Regions from separate parts of the Homo sapiens genome. Here all the other regions are linked to region 1. The links are chromatin loops, found by intact Hi-C in ENCODE. Cell type or tissue: heart right ventricle. All regions are shown on one strand. Region 1 holds the start of PROC (protein C, inactivator of coagulation factors Va and VIIIa). Region 2 overlaps MAP3K2 (mitogen-activated protein kinase kinase kinase 2). Region 3 overlaps MAP3K2 (mitogen-activated protein kinase kinase kinase 2).

What was found. Hi-C counts contacts between places; a loop is a spot of excess contacts. Peaks named below come from ENCODE experiments on the same cell type or tissue, not always from the same donor. Only the 100,000 strongest peaks of a DNase experiment are listed, where the experiment ranks them.
Region 2: a loop joins it to region 1, with 6 times the contacts of the local background. A loop is called at or near these places in 21 of 110 quality-filtered maps.
Region 3: it touches region 1 in a loop (2.5-fold over the local background); 33 of 110 quality-filtered maps call a loop at or near these places.

The regions. Positions count from the first base shown.
Region 1 is chr2:127,413,503-127,418,502 of GRCh38, reverse strand. It overlaps PROC (protein C, inactivator of coagulation factors Va and VIIIa), which reads right to left and starts at 76. Exons shown (of 9, transcript NM_000312.4): 1 at 11-76. RefSeq lists enhancers at 1,913-1,972, 2,353-3,115. In heart right ventricle, a CTCF peak has its summit at 2,442 (motif pointing right); a DNase peak (open chromatin) is centred at 2,362; H3K4me3 peaks cover 953 bases; H3K27me3 peaks cover 749 bases.
Region 2 is chr2:127,322,274-127,327,273 of GRCh38, reverse strand. MAP3K2 (mitogen-activated protein kinase kinase kinase 2) reads left to right here. Exons shown (of 17, transcript NM_001371910.2): 8 at 457-587; 9 at 1,467-1,546; 10 at 3,033-3,100; 11 at 3,280-3,372. Among named protein-coding and RNA genes, the nearest start is that of ERCC3, 31 kb to the right of the region's middle. In heart right ventricle, a CTCF peak has its summit at 2,435 (motif pointing left); no DNase peak of the experiment used is centred here.
Region 3 is chr2:127,342,390-127,347,389 of GRCh38, reverse strand. MAP3K2 (mitogen-activated protein kinase kinase kinase 2) reads left to right here. Exons shown (of 17, transcript NM_001371910.2): 2 at 4,196-4,264. The coding sequence starts at 4,261. Among named protein-coding and RNA genes, the nearest start is that of MAP3K2-DT, 43 kb to the left of the region's middle. In heart right ventricle, no CTCF peak of the experiment used is centred here; no DNase peak of the experiment used is centred here.

The sequences.
Region 1 (5,000 bases):
GGGGACTCACAGGGGCGGGTCGTGGAGATACTGCAAGTTCGCCGTCCTGCCGCCATGACAGCCTGGAGTTCGAGTTAATCCATAACCACAAATATTTGCTTGGCCCTCAGCACTGAGGCCTCCCTCTCCATAGACAAACAGTGGCACTAGCACTCCTGGTCCTAGCTCAGCACGGCTTGTTCTGCCCGAAGCCCACCTCTGCCCACCAAGGATGCCGTCCAGCAGGGAGGGAGGTGAGGGCAAAACCCTTGACAGATGTGGTCTCATTTTAGCCCCATAGTGGCTGGCTGAGGGAGGAACGTTGTCCCTGTTTTTCAGATGGGGACATTTTTGCCCAGAGATATTATAGTTTGCCCAAGATCAGCACAACAGGTAATATTCCATATTTCGTCAAATCTAAAATACCATTAATTATAAGACACATGTATTTATGTGCCACCATACAAGAAAAAAGACGCTGTCCCAATGACATGCCATCCCAATTTCTGATACATAAAATCATGAGAAGATGCTCCTTTTTGGGTCCCCAGTGCATAGGTGCTGGGCACTGGGCTCCACCCTCACCTCCAATTGCTCACAAATCACCCCCAATCCCCACCCCCAACACACACACACAATGGCACATAGCATCCCTCTAACCTCTATTTTTCAGGTAAGGACACTCAAGTTTTGTGTTACTCGCCCAGATTCACTGAGCTGGTAGTTGGCAGATTTAATTTGAACTCAGGTCTTGCTGCTTCCATTTGGCCCCTTTTGTGGACCAGTAAGAAAAATGAACGGGATTCCAGAAAGGCTGCAGCAATTTCCTGGCCGGGGTGCCAGAAGGGAGAAGGGCAGAAATAAAGGGTCCAGCTCAGCACCTTTGCCTGTGTCCTGCAGTCTATCAGCATTTATTAAGCGTCTTCCTGCTCCGAACCGGGCTGCACCAGAGATGCCCCCCTTTCCTCCCTGCCCTACCTGTTCCTGGGAAGACTTGCCCACGTTCCTTCTCCAAGTCTGCACCTCTAAACGGGGCATGTGACCCTGCCTCGCTGGCTTCCATTGATTGCACAGGGAAGTCACCAACCCAGGGGATTGATCAGAGGAGTAGGGTCTCACACTGTCAGTACACCATAAGTACCAGACTCGGAAGATTGAGGCCAGGTCCTGGGCATCCATGTTTACGCTTAAAGCAGAGGAAGCTGATGAGAAGGAAGATGCAGGTGTGCAGAGGGGGACTGAGGCCACGGACACCTAGAGAGTCCCAGGGAGCAGCGGAAGGAGGCCCCTGCCTCCTTATGATTGGTGGCACATCCTGGCTTCGGGTGCAGGAGGGTCCCCATGCCCTCCTAAAACCCTATTCCTCCTGAAGTTTCTTTAAATTGGCTGGAACAGCTTGTGTTGATTGTAACCAGATGCCTCCTGCTGAGGCACCACACCATGCTGGGCTGTGGTGGTACCAGGCCCTCCTAGAGGAACAGGGTAAAACTCTAACACTCTAACAAGTCAGGCCCACCTTGCCCAGGGGCAGGTACACATAGGAAATGCTTACAGAATTCAGAGGAGAGGGCAATCAGTACAAGCTGGCATAGCCAGGGGAGGCTGCCTGTAGGAGGTGACACTTCAGCTGGACATCAAAGAGCAGACAGGAGGAAAGACATCCCCCCCAACCCCACCCCAGGTTGGGAGACAGTGGGGAGACACAGAACACAAGCAGTCAGGAGGTGCTAGGAGGGGTGGAGGTGGAGAGGAGGTGGAGGGTGAGGCAATGGATTTTGAAATCGAGACTATGAGAAGTGGAGAACCAGGAGCTGTTTGTGACAGGCTGTGGCAGCTGCCTAGAAAAGCAGAGACAAGCTTCTGGGAACTCAGACAGGAAGCATGAAGACCCCATGCACAACCACAGAAGGCACCAGCTTGTATGTCCCTGTTTGCTTCAGGCGTCGCCCCCGCAAGTCTGCAGAGATCACTGCCCTCTGCTTTGCCTTCCAGGTGCAAGATGTTGTGGGTATTCTTTTGGCGCCGCTTCCCTTCCCCACCAACTTCTCGCCCTCTACTCCTCCCCACCCCAGCACAGGCAGCCGCTCCAGGGCAAGTCTATGCAGGCTCCACACACTGATTCTGACCTGCATAAATGGACTCTGCCCGGGGCACCCATGTCCAAACCAGCCCAGGTGCCCAAAGCACCGGCACCGGTACGAGCCAGGGCGGCTGCAATGCTCCCAAGTGCCCAGTGCTGGGGGTTGGGGGTGCCACGGCTTGGCAGGCTGCCCAGAGGGCGGAAGGGTCCTCTGCAGAGCTCTGCACGCCTGTCGGCCGACGGGGACTCTGCACGGCGGGCTGCGTCACGGCCGCCTCATCGGCTGGCAGCGCAGGAAACCCCGTCACCTTCTCGAGGTAGGGACAGTCCTGCCGCCAGCCGTTCCTGCGATCCCAGGGTCTCTGCAGTTACACCTGGTTCCAGCCGGGGGCGCCGCGCCGCACCGCTCCTGCGGAGGAGCCAGGCGCCCTTCACAGGCGCGGCCTCACCCGCTTTACTTGTCAGGTGTGAGTCGCCCCACGTGCACCCGAACGCGGTCAGGTCCACCCAGGAAGCCGGAGCAGGACTTTGGGCAGCGAGCTCGCTGTGAGTTAGAGAGCAGAGGGACACCTGTGGCTAAGGAATTCGCTGCATGGATGAAGACCCAAGCAAAGGAGCTAGAACCAAATGTGTGTGGGGCAAGGCCAGCCACAACTACCGGAGCAGGCGGGGTTCCAAAGCCCTCAGCTCTGGAGTCACGTTCCCACGGCCTTAAACCTCCGCTAGCCTTTTTCTGACAGGGGGATTTAACTTCCCTGTGTCTCAATGTCCACATTTGTAAAATGGGGTCAGCGTCCGTCTCAGGTGACTGTTATAAGGGTCACGTTAAATCTTTTATTAATTTTTTAATTAAAAAAGTTTTGAAACAGGGTCTCTCTGGCTCTGTCACCCAGGCTGGAGTGCAGTGGCGGGATCACAGCTCTCTGCGGCCTAGATCTCCTGGGCTCAAGCGATTCTTCTGTTTCAGCCACCTCAGTAGCTGGGATCACAGGCCCGTGCCACCACGCCCAGCTGATTTTTAAAAATTTTTAGGAGAGAGGAGGTCTTGCTGTGTTGCTCTAGAACTCCTGACCTCAAGTGATCCTCCCTCCTCAGCCTGCCAAAGTGCTGAGATTACAGGCGGGAGCCACTGTGCCTGGCCTTATTTTTAAGTATTTTATACAAAGTGGACATGGCCTGGGACTTAACAGGACTTCCCACAGGCCTGGGAAGGTCAGGGAGGGGCCGACTAGGAGGGGAAGGGGTCAAGGACAGCTGCTGCTGTGTGGAAGCTCAGACTGCACAGATCCGTTGTACAGATTAGGGCTGATCATTCAGTCAGCCCTAACCTGTACAACACTCCCCACCCCTTGCGTTTTGGCCCTGGCTCTGCCAATAGATGCCAGAAACCCAACTTGAGCTCACTCTGCTGAACAGTGATGAGAGATGGGCTGGTGGTCAGGGCTGACGGGACTAAGGTTCCTTCTCACCCCATGCCACTCCCCTGTGTGGGCATTGCCCATTCTCCATTCTCTCTGCAGGGACGCTGTGCTGCTCAGCCCACCCCAGGCAGGGCAGGGAGGACAGACACTAGAGAGGCTCCCGGGAGCTCCCTGGTAAGAAGTGGAGTGGGATGGATGCAGTCCAACGTCTCTCTCTTTTGTTGTTGTCAGGTTATTGTGGTATAATTTACACACAGGGAAACTCACACTTTAAAAATGTACAGTTCTGCTTGTTTTGACAAATGTATGTTATAGTGCATCCACCACCACATCATGATATACACATTTTCATCACCCTCAGAAATTCTGTGTTCCACCCCAACTCTTGGCAACCACTGATTGGATTTCTATCTCTATAATCTGCATTTTCTAGAATAGCATATAAAGGGAATCCTACAGCACATATATATATTTTTTTGAGTTGGTGTCTTGCTCTCTTGCCCAGGCTGGAGTGCAGTGGTGTGATCTCAGCTCGCTGCAATCTCCACCTCCTGGGTTCAAGTGATTCTCCTGCCTCAGCCTCCTGAGTAGCTGGAATTACAGGCACACGCCACCACACCTGCCTAATTTTTGTATTTTTTAGTTTCACCATGTTGGCCAGGCTAGTCTTGAATTCCTGACCGCAAGTGATCCGCCCACCTCAGCCTCCCAAAGTGCTGGGATTATAGGCGTGAGCCACCGTGCCCAACCAGTACATAGCTTTTTAAGACTACCTTCTTTCACTCAGCATAAAGCTTTTGAGATTTATTCATGTGGAATTCTATATCAGTACTTTATTTCTTTTTATTGCTGACTGGGCTCCATTATATAGATGTGCCACAATCTGTTATCCATTTGCCAGTTCTTGGCTATCATTAAATTAAGCTGCTAGAACATTTATGTATAGGTCCTTGTGTGGGCATATGTTTTCATTTCTCTTGGGTAATATCTAGGAATAAGATTGCTGAGTCATGTGGTGAGTACGTGTTTACTTTTGGGAAAAAAAAATAAAGTCAAACTTTTCCAGAGTGGTGGTGGCATTTTGCATTCCCACCAAGCAATGTCTGAGTGTTCCTGTTGCTCTGCATCCTCACCAGCATTTGGTGTTGTCGGTTGTTTTTTAATTTTAATTTTCAATTTTTAGCCTTCTTAATAGATGTGTAGTGGTATCTCATTGTAGCTTTAATTTTCATTTCCCTCTTCTCTGGTGATTTTGAGCATCTTTTCCTGTGCTAATTTGCTATTTATATCTTCTTTGGTGAAGTGCCAGTTTAAGTCTTTGGGCTGTTTTTTGTTTGTTTCTTTGTTTTTGAGGGTTTTTTAAATTGAGTTTTTAGAATTTGTATGTATCCTAGTAACAAGCCCTTTGTCAGCTAAGTATTTTGCAAAAATTTCCTCTCAGTCTGTGACTTGTCTTTTATACTTAACAGTGTCTTTTAATGAACAGATGTTTGTAATTTTGATGAAGTCCAATTATCAAC
Region 2 (5,000 bases), 91 kb after region 1:
TTAAATTGGACCAGAACTTAAATGCTCACATAGTTTAATTTCAAAAAACTATGAGGAAAGGTGAGACACTGTACTAATAAATATAGCATCATTTCCACAGAACCAAGTAAAATAGAGTGGGTTATTGTCTCATAAGAAATGTGATTACTTAAATAAACTGTCTTAATGCCAGAAATCTATATTGTATTATCATCCTATCAGCAGTCAGAATACCATCCTACCTAGTGAGTATAAATGAATATTATGGTGAGGTTAATAATTATGATAGGGTGGGAATTTACAAAGGTTATAAAGCCATTTGAAGATTTACAAATGAATGTTCTGATAAGTTTTAATAAAAATTGAATTTTCTTTTGCTGAAATTATTAATGATATAATTCAGAAATATAGCCTATTTAAAACAAAACTTGATTCCCTTGCCTATAATTATAAATTACATTATTTTTCTTCCTTGAGGTCCTACTAGTAGAGATAGAAGTTCTCCTCCCCCAGGTTACATTCCAGATGAATTACACCAGGTTGCCCGGAATGGGTCATTCACTAGTATCAACAGTGAAGGAGAGTTCATTCCAGAGAGCATGGACCAAGTAAGCAAAAGTTTGATTTTTTAAATTTAATTTAAAGAGATGTTGTCAGGGTCAGTGTGATTTGGCACGTAACTGGGTGTGTGTGTGTATTATCTCTTCTCTAATTACATATCTTCTTAACTGAACAAAATAGAAAAAATATAGGAAAATGCCCATTAATTTACATGTGCCTGTATAAAGAAAGCTGGAATACAGCTGGTTTTATATTGCTCAATAAGTGAATGAATGAGAGTGAGTGAATGATAATGCATTTGCTTTGTAATTTAACAGCCAGATTTTTTTTTTAAACATTTGAAAGATAGAATGAAACTACAAATATTTACCTTTGTGAAACTGAGGTTTGTGAACTTTCTGAAACATTTAAAAAATACTTCAATTTTATAGTATTAAAATGTTTTCATGGAGTTGCTGTTATTCCCTTAACATTGCATTGCATCGCATTATATGTTCACACTATTATAGTAGTTTACATTTTCTAATAATGTAATAGTCATAGTGTCATTAGTCTCAGTTTGGGTGGGGCCATTGTTCAGTTTTCAGTAAGCAAAATAGTGTGAAATATTGTAGCTTTTAATTATTTAGTCAATAGTCTATAGAGAAAGAATATTTTTCTCTTAGGAAATTTTGAAGTCGTGGCTTGCTTACAAGGGACATTTGAAAATGAGTAACTCTGGAGAGTGACCACTATTGAGTATGGAATTGTTCTAAAATTGTGAGTGAGGGTTGCACAACTCTCAGTATTCTAAAAGCCTTGACTTGTATACTTTAAATGGGTGAATTTTATGTTACATGAAGTATGTCTAATTAAGGCAGGTTTTTTTAATAAGCAACTTTTGGTTATATCAAATTGAATCATGGTGGAACTCCTTTTTTTCCTAGATGCTGGATCCATTATCTTTAAGCAGCCCTGAAAATTCTGGCTCAGGAAGTTGTCCATCACTTGATAGTCCTTTGGATGGGTAATGTTTATCGTAGTTTTTGGAGGGTTTATTTGTTTATTTGAGACAGAGTTTTGCTGTCACCCAGGCTGGAGCGCAGTGGCGTGAATGCGGCTTACTGCAGCCTTGACCTCCTTGGCTCCATCAGTCCTCCCACCTCTGACCCCCGAGGAACTAGGACCAAAGGCATTTGCTATTAATACCACATCTGGCTATTTTGTTTGTATTATTTGTAGAGATGGGGGTCTCACTTTGTTACCCAGGCTGATCTTGAACTCCTGGGCTCAAGCGAACCTCCTGCCTTGGTCTCCTAAAGCGCTGGGATTACACACATGAGCCACCATGCTCAGCTTACTGTAGTTTTCTTTTTTAATAGATATGAGTAAATATTCATACAGATAGAATGTTGAATTATCAGTAACTTTTTTGTGCTACATTCAGAGGAATAGAATTGGTACTTGTGTATGATGACGGCAGATGAATTTTTGCACAGTGTGGATAAATCCCTTTACCTCATGGGACTCAGTATCTTTGTTAGTTAAAAGGAAATCTGATTATAATAGTTTGAGTATTCCTGCTTGTCAAAATTGTGTGTTTGAAGGCAAATCAAATTTAGAATTTATGTACATTTACTTTTAAAACTGTGTTTATGAAAAGTGCTATCAACTTTTACATTAATATGTTTGGTTTTGGAAATTTCCTGAGTTATTTCACCTGTTCAGGATTATGTTCATTCTGGCACCAGATTAGAAATAATTTAAATTCTTGGAAATTGTAGCCCACTGTGTCACATTGGTACATGTAGGCAAAAATTTAAGTACTTTTGTGAAAAAGCTGTTCAGGAATATGAGCAGGATAAAGTTGCAAAATGTGAATTTTTTGTTACACGTGCTCCCCCTCCTGGTCTCAATAGGACAGTATTCTTGGTAATCCTCTCTGGAATTGCTTTATGAAAGCAAATTCTGAAAAAAATAACTAATATTGCGTGGGAATGCACATTTAAGTTTCTTTTATCCATGTATATGAAATTTCTGTCTGTGTCAATGTCTATCTTAAGGTAGACATTTAAGAAATTCAGGGAAGTAGTAACGAGAAAGCTATATATTTGAGTACTTACCATTTGCAAAACACTATCCTGGATACCTTACTTATGTACACTTGAATAGTTGGAAATTATCTTTTTTGTTGATGCAGAAGGGTGATTTGCCAAGGTTACATAGTTAAGTGGCAGAGCTTGGATTGAAACACAGTGCTTAGAAACACCTAATGATTCCAAAATACGTCATTCTTCCACTGTACTGTAAGGTTAATTTTAAGTCATGCTCTTTGCCTACATGTACCAAGTAAGTGTAGTTTTTCTTTTTTAGGTATGCTAACCTTTCAAAGTGAGCTCCTTTACACAAACACATACAGAGAGGCACAGATAGATATAGATATTGCTCAAAGATTTTCTTTTTAATGTCTTACGTTCTTTCTGTAAACTTAATGTGATGTTTTTTCTTTATAGAGAGAGCTATCCAAAATCACGAATGCCTAGGGCTCAGAGCTACCCAGATAATCATCAGGAATTTTCAGGTTAGACTTTATAAATTCTAAATGTTTAAATGTTTATGTCATTGGATAATGTTTTGGCTGGGAGGGAGAGGGGGGATTTTTGAAAAGTCAAATAAAGATTTATAAATGTGCTTTTCATCATTAGAAATATTTAACTTTTTTTTTTAAATAAAAGATAACCATCTTATATGTCTTAACAGACTATGATAACCCTATCTTTGAGAAATTTGGAAAAGGAGGAACATATCCAAGAAGGTATCATGTTTCATATCATCATCAAGAGTATAATGATGGTAAGTTTCTAGCAATTAGACCACAAGAATAGTTAAAAAATCTCAACAACAAAAATAAATACAAAAATTTTTTAAAACCTCATATTTGTGTTAATACCATTAGAAAAATATGAGGAATTGTGTTATAACAAAAGTATAATGGGCATTTTGGCTTTATGACAACTTATAAGACTTGGTTATCCCTTAAAAGAAAATGAATAATTTTTTGTTTTAAGAGACAAGGTTTTGTTGCCCAGGCGGGAGTGCTGTGGCATGATCTTAGCTCACTGTAACTTTAAATTCCTGGGCTCAAGTGATCTTCCTGCCTTGGCTTCCTGAGTTCAGGTGTGTGCCATTACAGGCATTTGCCATCACACCCAGCTAATTAAAAAATTTTTTTTGTAGAGACAGTGTCCCACCATGTTGCCCAGGCTGGTCTTGAAGTCTTGGGCTCAAGCGGTCCTCCTGCCTCAGCCTCCCAAAGTGCTGGGATTACAGGTGTGAGCCACTGCACTTGGCCAAGAAGGAGTAATTTTCTTTCTTTCTTTTTTTTTTTTCCCCTGAGACAGAGTCTCACTCTGTTCTGTCACCCAGGCTGGAGTGCAGTGGCATGATCTCTGCTCACTGCACCCTCCACCTCCTGGGTTCAAGCGATTCTCACCTGGCTAATTTTTGTATTTTTAGTAGAGATGGGGTTTTGCCATGTTGGCCAGGCTGGTCTCAAAACTCCTGATCTCCAGTGATCCACTTGCCTTGGCCTCCCAAAGTGCTAGGATTACAGGCGTGAGCCACCGTGCCCGGCCTAATTTTTGTATTTTTAGTAGAGATGGGGTTTTGCCATGTTGCCCAGGCTGGTCTCGAACTCCTGGGCTCAAGTGATCTGCCTGCCTTGGCCTCCCAAAGTGCTGGGATTACAGGCATGAGCCACTGCACCCATCCAAAAGGAGTAACTTTTAAATGATATTAGAAAATTACTCTTTGATGATGAGATTGATACTTACATCATCCCTTTAAGAAAAAAAATTACTGGCCAGGTGCGGTGGCTCATGCCTGTAATCCCAGCACTTTGGGAGGCCGAGGCGGGTGGATCACCTGAGGTCAGGAGTATGAGACCAGCCTGGCCAACGTGATGAAACCCCGTCTCTACTAAAAATACAAAAAATTAGCTGGGCATGGTGGTGGGCGCCTGTAATCCCAGCTACTTGGGAGGCTGAGACAGGAGAATCGCTTGAACCCTGGAGGCGGAGGTTGCAGTGAGCCGAGATTGTACCACTGCACTCCAGCCTGGGCAACAAGAGTGAAACTCCATCTCAAAAAGAAAAGAAAAAAATTACTACCTGTGAACTTCTGCATCTTTGTTTTAGATTTTAAAATCATTATTGGAAATGAGAGTAAATTTTTTTCCTCCTTTTTATCCAGAAGTGAGGAGGTTCCTTTTTAAGATGTGTGTGTGTATGTTTCTGTGTGCACACTCATACATGTTTTATCATAAGAGATTATTTGAATTTGTATTCAGATCCTGTTTATTTTTTCCCACCCAATCATTCCTATTTGAGTTTCTTAGCCTAGTCACAGGACAAATTTCTATTCTCTACATTACAAATTTTAAATACTTTAAAAGTATAACATATTAATAAAAGGTATAAGGT
Region 3 (5,000 bases), 71 kb after region 1:
TCTGTGCTGAACGTGTTTATTGATTCTAATACTGTTTTTGTTTGTTTCTTAGGTTTTCCTGTATCTAAGATTATGTCACTTGCAAATGGGTATAGTTTTACTTCTTATCCAGTCTGGATTCCGTTTATTTCATTTTCTTGCCTCGTCTTCTGACTAGAACCTCTAGTACAATATTAAATAGATGTGTGGCAAGAGTGGACATCCCCATATTCCTGGCCTTACTGGGAATGTATCCTGTTTTTCACCATGAAGTTTTTCACCATAATCAACTTGATTATGTCCTCTTCTGTTTGTTATCTTTTGAGCATAAAAGGGTGTTGAATTTTGGCACATGTGTTTTCTGTATGTTTTGAGATGATTTGGTTTTTGTTCTTTTTTCTTTTTTTTCTTTTTTTCCTTGAGACAGAGTCTCGCTCTGTCGCGCGGGCTAGAGTACAGTGCAGCATGATCTCTGCTCACTGCCAACCTCTGCCTCCCAGGTTCAAGGGAGTCACCTGCCTCAGCCTCCCAAGTAGCTGGGATTATAGGTGCCCATCACCATGCCTGGCTAATTTTTGTATTTTTAGTAGAGGCAGGGTTTTGCCATGTTGGCCAGGCTGATTTCGAACTCCTGACCTCAGGTGATCCGCCTGCCTCAGCCTCCCAAAGTGCTGGGATTACAGGCATGAGCCACTGTGCCTGCCTGGTTTTTGTTCTTTGTTCTGTTAATGTGGTTTTTTACATTGATTGGATTTTATGTGCTGAACCAACCTTGATTTTGTTGGATATATCCCAAATGTGCATGGTATATAATTTGTTTTTTAATGTTCTAGGTTAGGTTTGCTAGTATTTTATTGAGGATTTTTGCATCTGTATTGATGAGATATTGATCTTTAGTTTTCTCATCTTGTGATGGCTTTGTCTGGTTTTGGTATTGGAGTAATACTGGCTTCACAATGAATTGGGAAGTGTTCCTTCTTTTTTTTTTTTTTTTTTTTTTAAAACCAGTTTTTGTAAATTCTGTAAATGTTTGAAGTGATCTGGTCCAGGGCTTTTATTTGTGAGAAATTTTTCATTTCTAATTTAGTCTTTTTACTTTTTATAGGTCTGTTCAAATTCTTAATTTCTTCTTGATGAGTCGATTTTGATAATTTGTTTCTTTTTAGGAATTTGTCTGTGTCATCTCAGTCATCTAATTTGTTGATGTACAGTTGTTAACAGTATTCTCTTATCCTTTTTATTTCTGAAAGGTTGGTGTAATTGCTCCCTTTTGAATTCTTGAATTTAGTTATTTGTGTTTTCCCTCTTCTTTTTTTGATTAGCTAAAAGTTTGTTAGTTTTGTTGATCTTTTCAAAGGGCCAATTTTTGTTTTCTTGATTTTTTTTTTAAATTTCAGTGGTATTTTTATTTTCTACTCCCTATTCCTTTAGCTTGTTTCAGATTTAAATTGTTCCTCATCTTCTAGTATTTTAAGGTCAAAGGTTAGGTTATTGATTTGACATCCTTCTTGTTTGTCAATGTAAATATTTACAGTTATAAATTTTATCTTTAGATGCATCCAATACATTTTGTTTTGATGTGTTTTCATTTTTATCTCAAAGTATTTTCTAATTTTCCTTATGCCTTCTAGTGACCCATTGATTATTTTTATGTTTTTTAATTTTCACATATTTGTGAATTTTCCAGATATCCTTGTGTTGCCAATTTCTAATTTTATTGCATTTTTGTCAGAGAACACACTTTGTGTGATTTCAATCCATGTAGTTACTGAGATTTGTTTTATTACCTAATATTTGGTCTGTCTTGGAAATGTCCTATATGTATTTGAGAAGAGTGTATATTCTGCTGTTTTGAGGTTGATTATTCTGTAGGTGTTTGTTAAGCCTAGTAGTTTATAGTGTTGTACAAGTCTTGTATTTCCTCATTGATTTTCTGTCTACTTATTTTATCCGTTATTGAACGCAGGGCATTGAAATCTCCAACTTTTATTTTTGAATTGTGTTTCTTCCTTGAATTTTATACTTTTTTGCATTGTGTATTTTGCGATTCTGTTGTTAGGTACATATAAGTTTATAATTGCTATATCTTTTTGATGTATTGGCTATCTTTCATTATAAAATGCTGTTTGTCACAACAATTTTTGTGTCTGTTTTGCCTGATAGTGGTGTAGCCACTGCAGGTCTGTTTTGACTACTGTTTGCATAGTATATCTTTTTCTATCCTTTTACTGTCAACCTATTTTGTCTTCGAATTTAAAATGTGGACCAGGTGTTGTGGTTCGTAGTCCCAGCACTTAGGGAGGCCAAACTGGGAGGATCACTTTAGCCCAGGAGCTTGAGACCAGTCTGGGTAATCTGTACAAAATCTTTTTTTAAAAATCAGCTGGGTGTGATAGCATGCACCTGTAGTCCCATCTACTCGGGGGTGCTGAGGTGGGAGGATTGCTTGAGCCTGGCAGATCAAGGCTGCAGTGAGCTGTGATCATGCCAGTGCACCTCAGCCTGGGAAAGAGAGCAAGACCCTCCTCCTGTCCCCCAAAAAAAGTGTCTGTTGTAGGCAACATATTCAGGTCAAAATGTTTGGGACCAGAAGTTTTTTGGATTTTTTTCATGTTTTGTAATATTTGCATATACATAGTGAGGTATCTTGGGAAAGGGACCCAAGTCTAAACATGAAATTCTTTTATGTTTCATATACATCTTATTCATATAGCTAAAGGTAATTTTATACAATTTTTTAAATGTTTTCGAGACAGGGTCTTGCTCTGTCACACAGGCTGGAGTACAATCATAGTTCACTGCAGCGTTGACCTCCCTGGCTCAAGCAGTCTTCCCACTTTAGCCTTCCAGTTAGCTGGGACTACAGGCATGCACCACTACACCTGGCATTTTGTTTTTTAAATCTTTTTTTTTTTTTTTTTTGGTGGAAATGGGAGTCTCCCTATGTTGCCCAGGCTGGTCTCAAACTCCTGGGCTCACGTGATCCTCCCACCTTGGCCCCCCCAAATTGCTAGTATTATAAGTGTGAGCCACTGTACTAGCCAACAATTTTTAAAATAATTTTGTGTCTGAAACAAAGTTTCTATTATTACCCTTGTAGGCCTCTTGCATGGGGGAATTTGGGCATGCATGGAAAAGATATATTACAGTGGAAGGGGCTGGTAGGGTCTCTTTTCTCCTGGGGGATGCTGAATAAACTGAGTTGTGCATCTGCCTTTTGACTGTGACATATCACATGAGGACAGGTTTGTGGAATTTTCCATTCATAGTGTCATGTTGGCACTCATATTTTTCATCTTATTTTCTAGTTGACCTGGGGATTACAGTTAACATCTTATAATAACATAGTTTGAGGTAATATCAACTTAATTGCAATGGTATACAAACACTTTTTTTTTTCTTCTAGGCAGTCTCGCTGTGTCGCCCAGACTGGAGTGCCACAGCTCACTGCAACCTCAACCTCCCAGGCTCAAGTGATCCTCCCACCTCAAGCCTCCCAAGTAGCTGGGAGCTACAGGCATGCACTACTGCACCCGGCTAATTTTTGTATTTTTTTGTATAGATGGGGTTTCACCGTGTTGGACAGGCTGGTCTCGAACTCCTGGGCTCAAGCAATCCGCCTGCCTAGGCCTCCCAAAGTGCTGGGATTATGGCATGAGCCACTGCACTTGGTCATAAACACCTTTCTTTTATGTAACTCTATCCTTTCCCTTTCCTGTGTGCTGTTAATATTATGTGAATTATATTATTATATATTGTATACCCAGCAACACAGTTATAATTATTGCGTTATGCAGTTTTTTTTTTAAACCAACATATTAGTTTCCTATTGCTGTTTATATAGAAAAAGAGTTAATGTAGTGGGCCTGATTGCTGATTTGTAGAAGGCCTGCTTAGGAGTTAGCCTTTGGCTGACACCTGAGAACTTGGATTTCAGGAGAGTTCCTGCCTCCAACTGATAATGGTTTGTACAAACACTATGGTTTATGCTGAATACCTGCTTTTCTTCTGGGAGTCTGGAATTTTGGTATGTGTTAGGCAAGGGGGTGCCTACATGATCAACCTTCAATATAAAACACCTCCCCCTAGCGAAATGTGTAAAGTATTCATATTGTATATTTTTCATTAGTATTATTTAAACTGACTTTTTTTTTTCTTTTCCTGGCTCCTTTTCTGTTTCTTTTTATTAATATGCTGATCTGTTTTATCTTCTCAGGCCATAAAGAATGCTGATGGGAGAACCATTTTCCTAATTTTCAAATTGTTGAGCTGTTTGCCATAATGGGTGAGTTCAAACTAAAAGCATTTTTCAGCAATAATTAAAGGATAGAATGGAAGTGAAAAAACTTTCTCTATTATGTGTTATTATAAACCTTTTTATAAATAAATTTTATGATATAGCAGATTTATGAAATGTTTTATATTTACTTAATAGACTTTGAATTAAAGTACTTTTTGTGTTGCTGTAGTTTTAGAATGATCATTTTATGCGTAACAGCAGGGACATTCAAAATAAGCTGTTAAGATGTGTTGTGATTTGCTTAAAGTCTGATGGCAAGAGAGAAATCATAAAATTTAATTTTATCATTCATAGAGCAGCAAATCATTGGTGCTCAGGGAGAATATGTTATACAACTCTTGGTCGTATATTGTGGTATAATGTTAGTTTAAAGACACTAAAGTATGGGAATGGATTGTGTATGTTCAGTTTACATATTTTGTTTTCCTGTTTACCTCCTTTTTGTTTTTTCCTTTTCTCCTTTGTGTTAAGGGTTCCAGCATGAGGCAGGGAATTAGTTAGACAGGAAGACACTAGAAGGAAATGGAGTCACGAATGGCCCACCCTATCCTAAATCAAGAAAAATGGTACTGAGTAGTTGGATGCTAAATTTTGAAACTTAGACTGATCCTGGGATTTAATTCTGACATTTGCTTGCCAGAGTTTGCCTTTATCACACATTTTCTACTTCTTGCTTAACAAAACAAATACACACACACACACACACACACACACACACACA